Linked DNA regions of Homo sapiens: region 1 is linked to region 2. Evidence: read pairs that join two places in POLR2A ChIA-PET (ENCODE). Cell type or tissue: OCI-LY7. All regions are shown on one strand.

Region 1 (5,000 bases), 91 kb before region 2:
AACCTGTTCTTGTTCCCTTTTCTCTGCCTCGTACCTCAAGTTTTCTACCACTAGAGGAGAGGCGGGCTGAACTTCCTTAGCAAGATCTCTTTCATTTTTTGGGAGTCCCATTTTCTAATACAACTCCAGACCCATCAGCCACCCGGGAGACCCCACGTGGGAGCTGCGTTCCCTTTGCCAGGGAGATGCTCCTGGGAGTTGCATTAGGAAGGCGAGTCAGGAACAGATGGCTGTCCTGGGGGGTCTGGATGTCGGCCCAGCCCCATCTCCTCAAAGCCATTGTTTGCCCTGGTTTGTGAGGTGCTCAACAGCAGGGACAGATGCAATCAGAGAAGGATGAAATGCTCTTTTTCTTTGGACCTGAAATGGGACCCTATACTTAGTGCAGCCTTACTCAGTGACTACCAAAATTTGAAAATTGTGTTTTTCTGAGGCTGGGCTCATTGACTTCCGTGAGCTCTTATTAGCTGTTTACTCATGAATTAGGCAATTTAATTTGGGTAGAGGAGGGCAAATCAAATGAGAAGGAGCTGCCGTGTTTAAAATTACTATGAGGATAGACTGTTCTTAAAGGATCCTACTCAAGCCTATAGAAGCCTTCCTTAGCTTACATGTCGAGTAAATTAATTAGACGAATTGTGAATTATTCTGATTTATTCAGAGAAATCCTTTGCTCTGCAGGCCGTACTGGGCATCATGTGGCTGACTTCTTGTTCTGACTTTCTATGAATGTTTGCAAGTAATAAAATATATTTTTATGATTGAGACTTATTTAGTAATAATATTTAATATTAATATTTAATAATTTTAGGAAAATAATTTAGGTAAGGTTTTGCTGTGTATTGTAGCATGCATTCTTCTAAGCCATGCCCTTTGATATTAAAAGTTGTGCTAGTTTCAAAGGGCTCGATTTCCTTAACAGGAAGGCACCTATAAATCTGGCAGTAGGTAATGAAGGGAGAATGGTGGTCTTTTCAGTAGGGGAGGGCAGTGCACACAGAGAGTTATATGTTTTTTAGTCTAACTGCCCTAATCTAATCTCATGAAAGGTACATACACATTTAATACACATTTTTCTGGGGCCCATAGCTTTTATTACATTTTCAAAGGAGTAGATGACTCCTAGAAGATAGGAACCTCTGCAGAATAACTTCTTGAGTGAGATAACATTGTTGCGATTTGAGAAATACTGAATCTCTACATTTGGTCACTTTTTTTTTTTTTTTTTTTTTTTAAACAGAGTCTCGCTCTGTCACCCAGGCTGGAGTGCAGTGGAGAGATCTCAGCTTACTGAACCTCCACCTCCGGGGTTCAAGCGATTCTCCTGCATCAGCCTATTTTCACCTCTTTAAAGAAATATATTGTTATCGCTCCCTGAAAGTGGATTAGTTAAGTACTGTTTACCCTGCCTATGAAGAAAACTTACTTGCACATGTTATGTTCGGACATTAGTCAATGAAGATTAGTCAATGAGAACTAGTCGATGAACATGGTCAATCTTGCTTAAAGACTCAAAATATGCTGGAGTATGGTGTTAATTGTGGTAGTTTATGGCATTTTTCTGAAGAGAAAAAACACTCCAGCAAGGTAGGTAGGATAGTATATTCTCTGTCTTCTTCCTCCTGCCCACCCCTCTGTCTACATTAGAAACAGGTTTTGGAGGAGTAGTGGGAACATTGGGTGATTTCTAGTGGGGTTAGAGAAAGCAGTACCTGGTTCTTTGGCCACATCTACCAAAGCAAAGACCTAGACTTGTAGAGGAGAGTATTGTTTGCTTGTTTGAGGATTGTATTTCCCAGGTTTGTTCATTTGCATGAGTGGCTGAATAATGTAACAGAGACTTCAGAAGTAAGGAAAATGGTTGTCACCAAAATATCTTGTTTTACCTTTATTTGGACTAAATGGAAAACACATGTTTAATAGCTAAGGCTATTGAGTGCTTATCATTTGCCAGGAACTGTTTCTGAGCCTTTCACATATAACACCTCATTTTATCCACCCTCTACCCCTAACAAATGGTGTGGTTTGAGTTGGCCTTGGTGAGGTATGAAAAGGAAACAAAGCAGTGACCTCTTCCTGCAGGCTGGTCAGATGTTTGGGATAACATTCCTTAGCATTCTTGGTGGAAGTGGTGATTTCGTTGAAAGCTGCTTCCCAGTTGCTCTGGAGTGCAGGTGGGAGGGGTGGACTTTGGCTTTTCCAAAGGATCCCAGGAATGGGAAGGACCTTAAAGATCTAGACCAGGGGTATCCAATCTTTTGGCTTCCCTGGGCCACATTGTAAGAAGAAGAATTATCTTGGGCTACACGTAAAATACGCTAACACTAATGATAGCTAATGATCTTAAAAAATTGCCAAAAAAATCTCATAATGTTTAAGAAAGTGTATGAATTTTTGTTGGGCTGCATTTAAAGCCATCCTGGACTGCATGTGGCCCATGGGCCATGAATTGGACAAGCTTTATCTAGACTGTTCTGAACTACTCATCTGCCTCCCCCAGCCCCCACCCCCACCCCACACATCCAGAATTCTCCACCCATTGGTTGTCTGGCCTCTGCCTGAATAGCTGAGTACCTGTCTTTTCCAAAACTACCCCTTGAGGGGAGACTTACAGCACCCTGTAGCATAGTATATGATATTTGGCTAGTAAAATGTGATCCTTTAATATTTTTCAATCTTTATTGAGCACCCACCCACGGGGTTGGAGGAATTTAGGGGGTTCTGTGGCAAAACAAGAATAGAGTCTTTGCATTTGACTTCTCAGACTTGTAGGGACATACAGGTAAGCTGGATGTTCTGGTGAGCGCTGCTAGAGGCCACACAAGATGCTTCCAAAGCCTAGAGGAGGGTCTGATCCAGCCTTGAGGAGACAAGGTGGCATCTGAATTAATGAGTGCATTAATGGTGAATGCATACTGTTATTATAAAGCTCAGGGATGTTACAGCCTCTGATACTTTACACAAATAGAAAGGTTAAGGTAATTTTCTGTATAAAATAACAAAAATACCATCTAAAAATGATAACGCAGGAAATTTGAATATTCAGTACTGTTTTAAACCTTTCATTCTTTTAATTAATTTTATTTATTTCACTTATTTATTAATTTAATTTAATTTTTTTTTTTTAGCTGAAGTCTTGCTGTTGCCCAGGCTGGAGTGCAGTGGTGCGATCTCAGCTCACTGCAACCTCCGCCTCCTGGGTTCACACCATTCTCCTGCCTCAGCCTCCCAAGTAACTGGGACTACAGGCGCCCGCCACCACGCCCGGCTAATTTTTTGTATTTTTAGTAGGGATGGGGTTTCACTGTGTTAGCCAGGATGGTCTCAATCTCCTGACCTCATGATCCGCCTGCCTTGGCCTCCCAAAGTGCTGGGATTACAGGTGTGAGCCACTGAGCCTGGCCCTATTTATTTGTTTTTTAAAGAGACCAGGTCACGCTGTGTTGCCTAGGCTGCGTTAGAACTCCTGGGCTCAAGAGATGCTCCTGCCTCAGCCTCCAAAGTAGCCGCGATATAGCACGTACCACCATGCCTGGCTCTCTTTCAGTTAACTTTAAAGAAATCTGGTGTTTTTGTTTTTGTTTTTTGAGACAGAGTCTCGCTCTGTCACCCAGGCAGGAGTGCAGTGGCACTATCTCAGCTCACTGCAACCTCTGCCTCCTGGGTTCAAACAATTCTTGTGCCTCAGCGTTCTGATTAGCTGGGATTACAGGCGCTCTCCACCATACCCGGCTAATTTTTGTATTTTTAGTAGAGACAGGGTTTCGCCATGTTGGCCAGGCTAGTCTCAAACTCCTGACCTCAAGTGATCCGCCTGCCTCAGCCTCCCAAAGTGTTGGGATTACAGGCCTGAGACACTATGCCCAGCCTTCACTGCTTTTATGCAAAGGAATAAATAGAGTGATTATTAAAGTGCTCTGGATCACACACATACAAACACACATATGCACATACATACACACACACAAAAATACACAAACTTTAGGTAACATAAATGTGTGTGGCTGTCAGTGAATGCTGCATTTTTCTGAGCTTGTAACCTTCCCTTTACTAACTGTCTCCACATTATGACCACCTGAAAAATGCTACACTGCAGTGGTACATTCTTCAGCCCAACTAGGATTGGATCAGAGGAGTTACTGGGTTGATAGTCTTGGACTGAAGCTCTCTAAAGAGCAGAATTTCTGTGATGTGCAGGTAGCTTACTGTTACCCTGTAAGCTCCATTTTTTATATTTCTTTGCCCCTCCTTCTCAATATTCACACAGTTTTCACAGGACTGATTCAAGTGTGAAGCCAGGATCTCATCTTTTAACAGAGTGGCATTCCGCACAGTCTGAGGCATGATCTCTTTGTGTCTAGGTTGCTCCATTTAGCTTCAAAGGCAGCATGATGATTTATGGTCCATTTGTATTAGGGAAGACTCAGAGGAGGGCTAGAATTGTGATGGTTGGATTAATTCATTTTTTCCAGGCGCACCCTTTCCTCCCTATTCTTGGTTGTTTTGCAGATATCCCAAGTAATTCCAGATTCATTTGGAAGGTTTCTCTCTCAGTAGCCTGCTCTCTAGGTAGTTCTCAAATTCTAATAGACGCACAGACACAAAAATCTGCTTGGTAGGTGGGGTTTTTACTTTTTAGTGACTTTTATCTTGTGTGCCTGACCTGGTGCAGCATCTGGAAAAGTATTGGTAGAAAAGAATATTCTCAGTGAGAAGGAGAAGGAACAAGTAAAACAATGTGAACTAAAGGCCTGGCACAGTGGCTCACGCCTGTAATCCCAGCACTTTGGGAGGCCAAGGTAGGAGGGTGGCTTGAAACCAGGAATTCGAGACCAGCCTAGGCAACAGAGCGAGACCCTGTCTCTACAAAAAAAAAAAAAAAAAAAAGGCAAAAAACCCCCCAGAATTAGCCAGGTGTGGTGGCACATGCCTATAGTCCCAGCTACTCGGGAGGCTGAGGCGGGAGGATTGCTTGAGCCCAGGAGTTTGAGGCTGCCATG
Region 2 (5,000 bases):
TGGCTTTCTTTTCCTTTTCACTTTGGTTTAGTCTGTCATATTAATATGCTCATTAAACTCTGATGAATTGATTTAACTACCCACCAATGGGTTGTAGCCCTCAGTTTGAGAAGCACCGCTGTAAATTATATACCTACCTTAATTTCTTGATAGGATTACCCCAAATCTTATATTCTCCTTCTTTCCTTATTTTTTATTCTCTGAATTTAATGAAGACTATTTCTCTGATTATATATGTAATGGTGTTAAATCTAAATCAACCCCCCCCGCCCCCCGCCGCCATATGGCAACCACCTTTCTGCAAAGTGGGAAACTATCTTATAACTTTGTTCTGAGAGAAGGAAAGAAAATATGTATTTTTTTCATTTGATGAAAATGCTAATATAACAAGGGAGGGAGAAAGAAGTGACATTTGTGTTTCCTTGGCTTGAGAAGATGAGAATGTAAGGCCAAGAAACACAGACAAGTTGAAATGATGTAGGCTGGGGAGGGACTGCGGCAATAGACTTACAGTAAAAGAAAAGTGAAACTGATTTCTTGTTCCAACTCTTCCATTTAGCATTTATTGGACTCCTTCATGTGCCAGGTACTTGTGTTTTGCATGTATTATCTCAGGTGAGGAGACAGAGGTATGGGAGGCTGAGTTACCTGCCCAAGATTGCATGGTTGGTAGAGAGTGGTCTAGCAGACTCCCTGGAGCCAGTGCTCGTTGTCACTAGGCCATAGCTGCCACTTGTCTCAACTTTTGAGTAATTCTGTGTGGTCTTTATTTGGTGCCAGGCCCAGGAGGGGACTTTTGCGCCCTAGGCTTTGAATCTTGAGAGGGAACATGCTAGGGTGGAAGATTGGAGTCAATTTGTTCCACGAGGGCAGCCAGAGGAACTCCTTATTAGTCCCTGCTTCTCCCATCTTTAGAGTTGATTTGGTTTCTGTCTCTACTGAGTTCTGGTTGTTCTTTTGATTACAAGAACTACTCAATTTCCTTTAAGTAAATTTATTTATTCTTAAAATTCTGTTGCTTGAAACTAAGAATAAGCCCTAATAGGCACAGAGGAATAATTTAACTCTTCCTGATCTGTTTCCTCATCTGTAAAATAAAGGAAAAGGGCACACATATCCCCTGACCCCTCTTAACTCTCTCATCTTTAGCTAGAATTGGGTTCTAGTGATTCTCAAATGGATGTGTTCTAAAAGAGGCTGGCTGGCCCTGTGTTGGGGAAGCAGAAGTTTTAGTAATTAATTAGGTTAATATGAACTTTATAGTTATATTTTTTCTGTATTCCCTGAATAACTGTGACTCTATTACTTGTGAATTTATTTAAAACATAAATATGACAGTGATGACTAGATGAGGTCTCTTAGCACACATGCCCTATGCAGACCTGTGAGTCCCCTGCTGTCTGCTCACCCAATAGTTGAGGGCCTGGGTAGGAGTTCTGCCACATGTGAGTTCTTAACACAAAATCCTCATGGACCCTGTGGGCCTGGAGCTGGATACTTCACTCATCTTCACCCTTGGCCTCATGCTAAGAATTACCATCCTGCCACCACTTAAAGATGCCCATTCATGTTAGTGTGTCACTGCTAAAGTACTGTCATTAAAGAAGACCTATCATTACTCTGACTTTAAAATACATTGTTCTAACAGAATCACTATGGGAGATTCCAGACTTCTGTATCAGCGGGTGCTTTGAAAAGAGGATCTGATATGTACTGGCCCCTGTGTTCACCTGTGGGCGAACATTAGACATGTTTGTTTCTTTTATGCTTTGATAACACCTTACAACTTGCAATAGTGTGACTTTGGAAAGAATGAAGTGATTGTGTCTGGCATGCTGTATGTAAACATTCCATTTCTACATAATGTGAAAAGGAATGAATTAGGTGAAAATAAATGGATTTGCACAGGTGTTAGAGTACGTAGATTTCCTCTGAAACTAAACATCCGAATAGAAAACGAAACTCAGTGACTTCTTGACCGCCTATTGAAGAAGCACCTGTTGGTCCAGGGAGCAGAGATCTAAGGGGGAATTAATTCCTCTCAGCAAATATTTACCGGGGGCTTGTCATTCCTAGAAGTCCACCCAAAAAGAGTGGGGCTGGAGGAGAATCCCAGAGAGAGTCTAAGTCATGGGCTCAGAGTGTAGGGAAGTGACTTTGAGACCTGTTCCAACCAAACCTCTTATTTTAAATTTGGGTAAAATAAGGTCTCTAGAGATTGTAACTTGTTCATGGTTAGGCCACTTGGCTAACTTGAGGCCAGACTCAGGCTAAATCTGGATAACTCTCTTCTTGGTTTACTACTATTATAGACCTAAAATTTTATTATGATATTAAAATGTAAATAACAGTAACAGACACCATGTAGCAATTCTCATGTGCCAGCACTCTTCTGAGCACTTTAGGTGTATTAACTCATTTAACCCTCATCATTCCATGAAGTGTAAATATTTCTCTCATTTTTAAAGAGAAGAGAGCCTGGTGCAGTGGCTTGATGGCCCATGCCAATAATCCCAGTCCTTTGGGAGGCCGAGCTGGGAGGATTGCTTGAGGCTACGAGTTTGGGACCAGCCTGGGAAACATGGCAATACCCCATCTCTGTAAAAAATTAAAAACTAGCTGGGCATGGTGGCACATGCTTGTAATCCCAGCTACTCCGGAGGCTGAGACCAGAGGATTACTTAAGCCCAGGAAGTCTAGGCTGCAGTGAGCTGTGATCGCTCCACTGCACCCTAGGTGACAGAGTGAGACCCTATATCTTAAAGAGAAAAGGAGGAAATTGAGGCACAGGAAAGGTTTAGTAATTTGCTCTTAGCCATGTATATATTAAATAATGGAGCTTGGTTTCAAACCCAGGCAGTCTAAATCTACAATTTATTCTCTAAACCACTAGACCAGGGGTCAGTAACCATATCTTGGGCTTTATGAGCCATAAAACTCTATGTGGGGTAGTGGGAAGAGGCTGGGTTTGACTTATAAGCTGTAGTTTGCAAACCCTACACTAGGCTGTATAGCCTCACTGGGGCACATCCATTAATATCAATGTATCCCACAGCTGCCCATGAAGAGTGAAGCTCTAATTTTGAAAAGGATTTTAAGTCAGGAATTAAATTAAAATGTACTTTTTTGGTGTTCCTTTTGGGTGAAGTGTCCTCCTGCCAGGAAGGATGATGTTCATCATAGCTGAGTATAGTGTTAGGAGGCTCAGAGCCAGGAGAGAGGTTTTATTCTCCTTCAGTTTTCTGGGTGACCTTGCAAAAGTCCCTTATCATCTGCCACTTATAACTCTGCAGTGGTGATAATGTGCCTCACCACCTGCCCTTCTCCCTCACCTAGGTATATGTCTTGGATTAATGAGGTTTTATCTGTAACGTACTTAGAGCTGGGAGTTTGGAAGGGGAAAGTATTAAGAGGGGGAATGATGGCATTCATCATTTAGTTTGCTTGCAAATTAGAGAGTGCTTCAAGGGTGTAAGACCATTTGTTGAATGTTTGGCACGTAGAGCCCAATTTTAAAGAAAAGGCACTCCTGGTAATCTGCATGAGAGAATGTGGATTTAGAGAGCATGAATTTATGGATTGCCTGTGCTGCAGTAGGCTTTAGGCCATGGAGTTATTTAAGATGGTATGTATTTATTTCAGTTTCTAATAAGTGTGCAATGAGCAGATTCCATAGTTGACCTCCATATCTCCATAAGAAAACATAGGCTTCTCTGCTAAACTGTGAGTCTTAACAGTAAGGAGGACTTATAAATGTTTCTAAGTGAAATTATGAAGTTAAAAGTTGAACCAAGAAGCCTCAGAGGGAACTGGCTGCTACTTGCATTTCAATGAAAGGCAGAGGAAATTCATTACAGAGGTTGAAAATGTGGTTTGCATGTTAAGGCTGCAGTGGAAAAATGGGCCTTCCCAGGGGAGGTGGGAGGGAAGTTGTAGCTTACCCTTTGTGGTGAAGGTTCCTTGGCTAAGCACATATACTCCATCTGATGCACCCTAATTTTTTTTTTAACTTTGCAAGAAAATTCTTCCCTTCAAAGCCAAAGATGTGCATTGAACAGAAAATTGCAGCCTAGGAGAAGTTTCAATATCTTTGTATTTTTTGTTTGTTTTGTTCTTTTGACAAAAACAATTATTAAAAAATTCAGTAGGTGAAGCAACTTAATCTTACTTTGTGAAACTAAATCTAAGATGCTATTAGTTAAGTTATAAGAAGAGCTGGTGTTTAGCAAAGGCATATTAGGTTCTGGGGTAGGGCTTTATCTGCATTTGTATCTTATTTAATCCACACAACAGTAACAGTCCTGCAGAGGAATATTCTTGTTTGAGCATCTCTTGTATGAGGCACCTCAGTTTGCTCATCTGTAATTCTGTAATCTCTAACTCTCTAGAGATAACAAAAGTCTATCAGGTTTAAGTGGCAGAGCCAGAATCTGAATATAAGTCTTTCTGATTCCAAAATTCAAGCTAGTAGATTGACCAACAGTCCCAGTTTTCTGGGATGCAGGATTCTCAGCCCTGAAACTAGAAACGTCTTATACAAACAGAAAGAGTTGGTCACCCTACAAGCAGGATGCCTCCCATCCCAGGCACTGAAGAAGTATTCATTATCAGGAAACCCTTTTTGGTAAGTCACAGAGGATGTGTCCTGTGCAACTGCCCCTGACTCTGCTAGAAACCATGTGTGTGTACTATAAATCCTCTGAAGCTTTAAATCCTAGGGCAGTTTTGGAGCCAAACAGAGAGGCTGGGAGACTGAGTTCATTGGGATTTCTAGTATGAATGTAGCCCCATTAATTGGCTCGGTTTGTGTTGATAAAACAAGAGTCACAATCTGACTTGTAACAGTAGTATTTGTAATTTTCATTCTTGCTTTAAAATATTGCTGCCCTGTTGTACCCACAAGTGGGTACAGTTTTGGGAAAGCTTGGAAGATTTCCTCTATTCCAACCCCCATCCCCTTCCACATTTTCTGTGAACTCTCTGTGTCTCTGGAGGCTTTC

What was found. ChIA-PET counts read pairs that join two places held together with the same protein. Peaks named below come from ENCODE experiments on the same cell type or tissue, not always from the same donor. Only the 100,000 strongest peaks of a DNase experiment are listed, where the experiment ranks them.
Region 1: POLR2A ChIA-PET joins it to region 2 with 5 read pairs; 6 of 35 experiments call an interaction of 5 or more read pairs at or near these places.

What each region holds. Positions count from the first base shown.
Region 1 is chr6:25,318,554-25,323,553 of GRCh38, forward strand. The region is part of intron 2 of CARMIL1 (capping protein regulator and myosin 1 linker 1); the gene reads left to right. Among named protein-coding and RNA genes, the nearest start is that of CARMIL1, 42 kb to the left of the region's middle. In OCI-LY7, no CTCF peak of the experiment used is centred here; no DNase peak of the experiment used is centred here.
Region 2 is chr6:25,409,817-25,414,816 of GRCh38, forward strand. The region is part of intron 2 of CARMIL1 (capping protein regulator and myosin 1 linker 1); the gene reads left to right. All of the region lies in intron 1 of LOC124901281 (a long non-coding RNA gene), which reads right to left. Among named protein-coding and RNA genes, the nearest start is that of CARMIL1, 130 kb to the left of the region's middle. In OCI-LY7, no CTCF peak of the experiment used is centred here; DNase peaks (open chromatin) are centred at 1,965, 3,875 and 4,630; H3K4me3 peaks cover 3,141 bases; H3K27ac peaks cover 1,278 bases.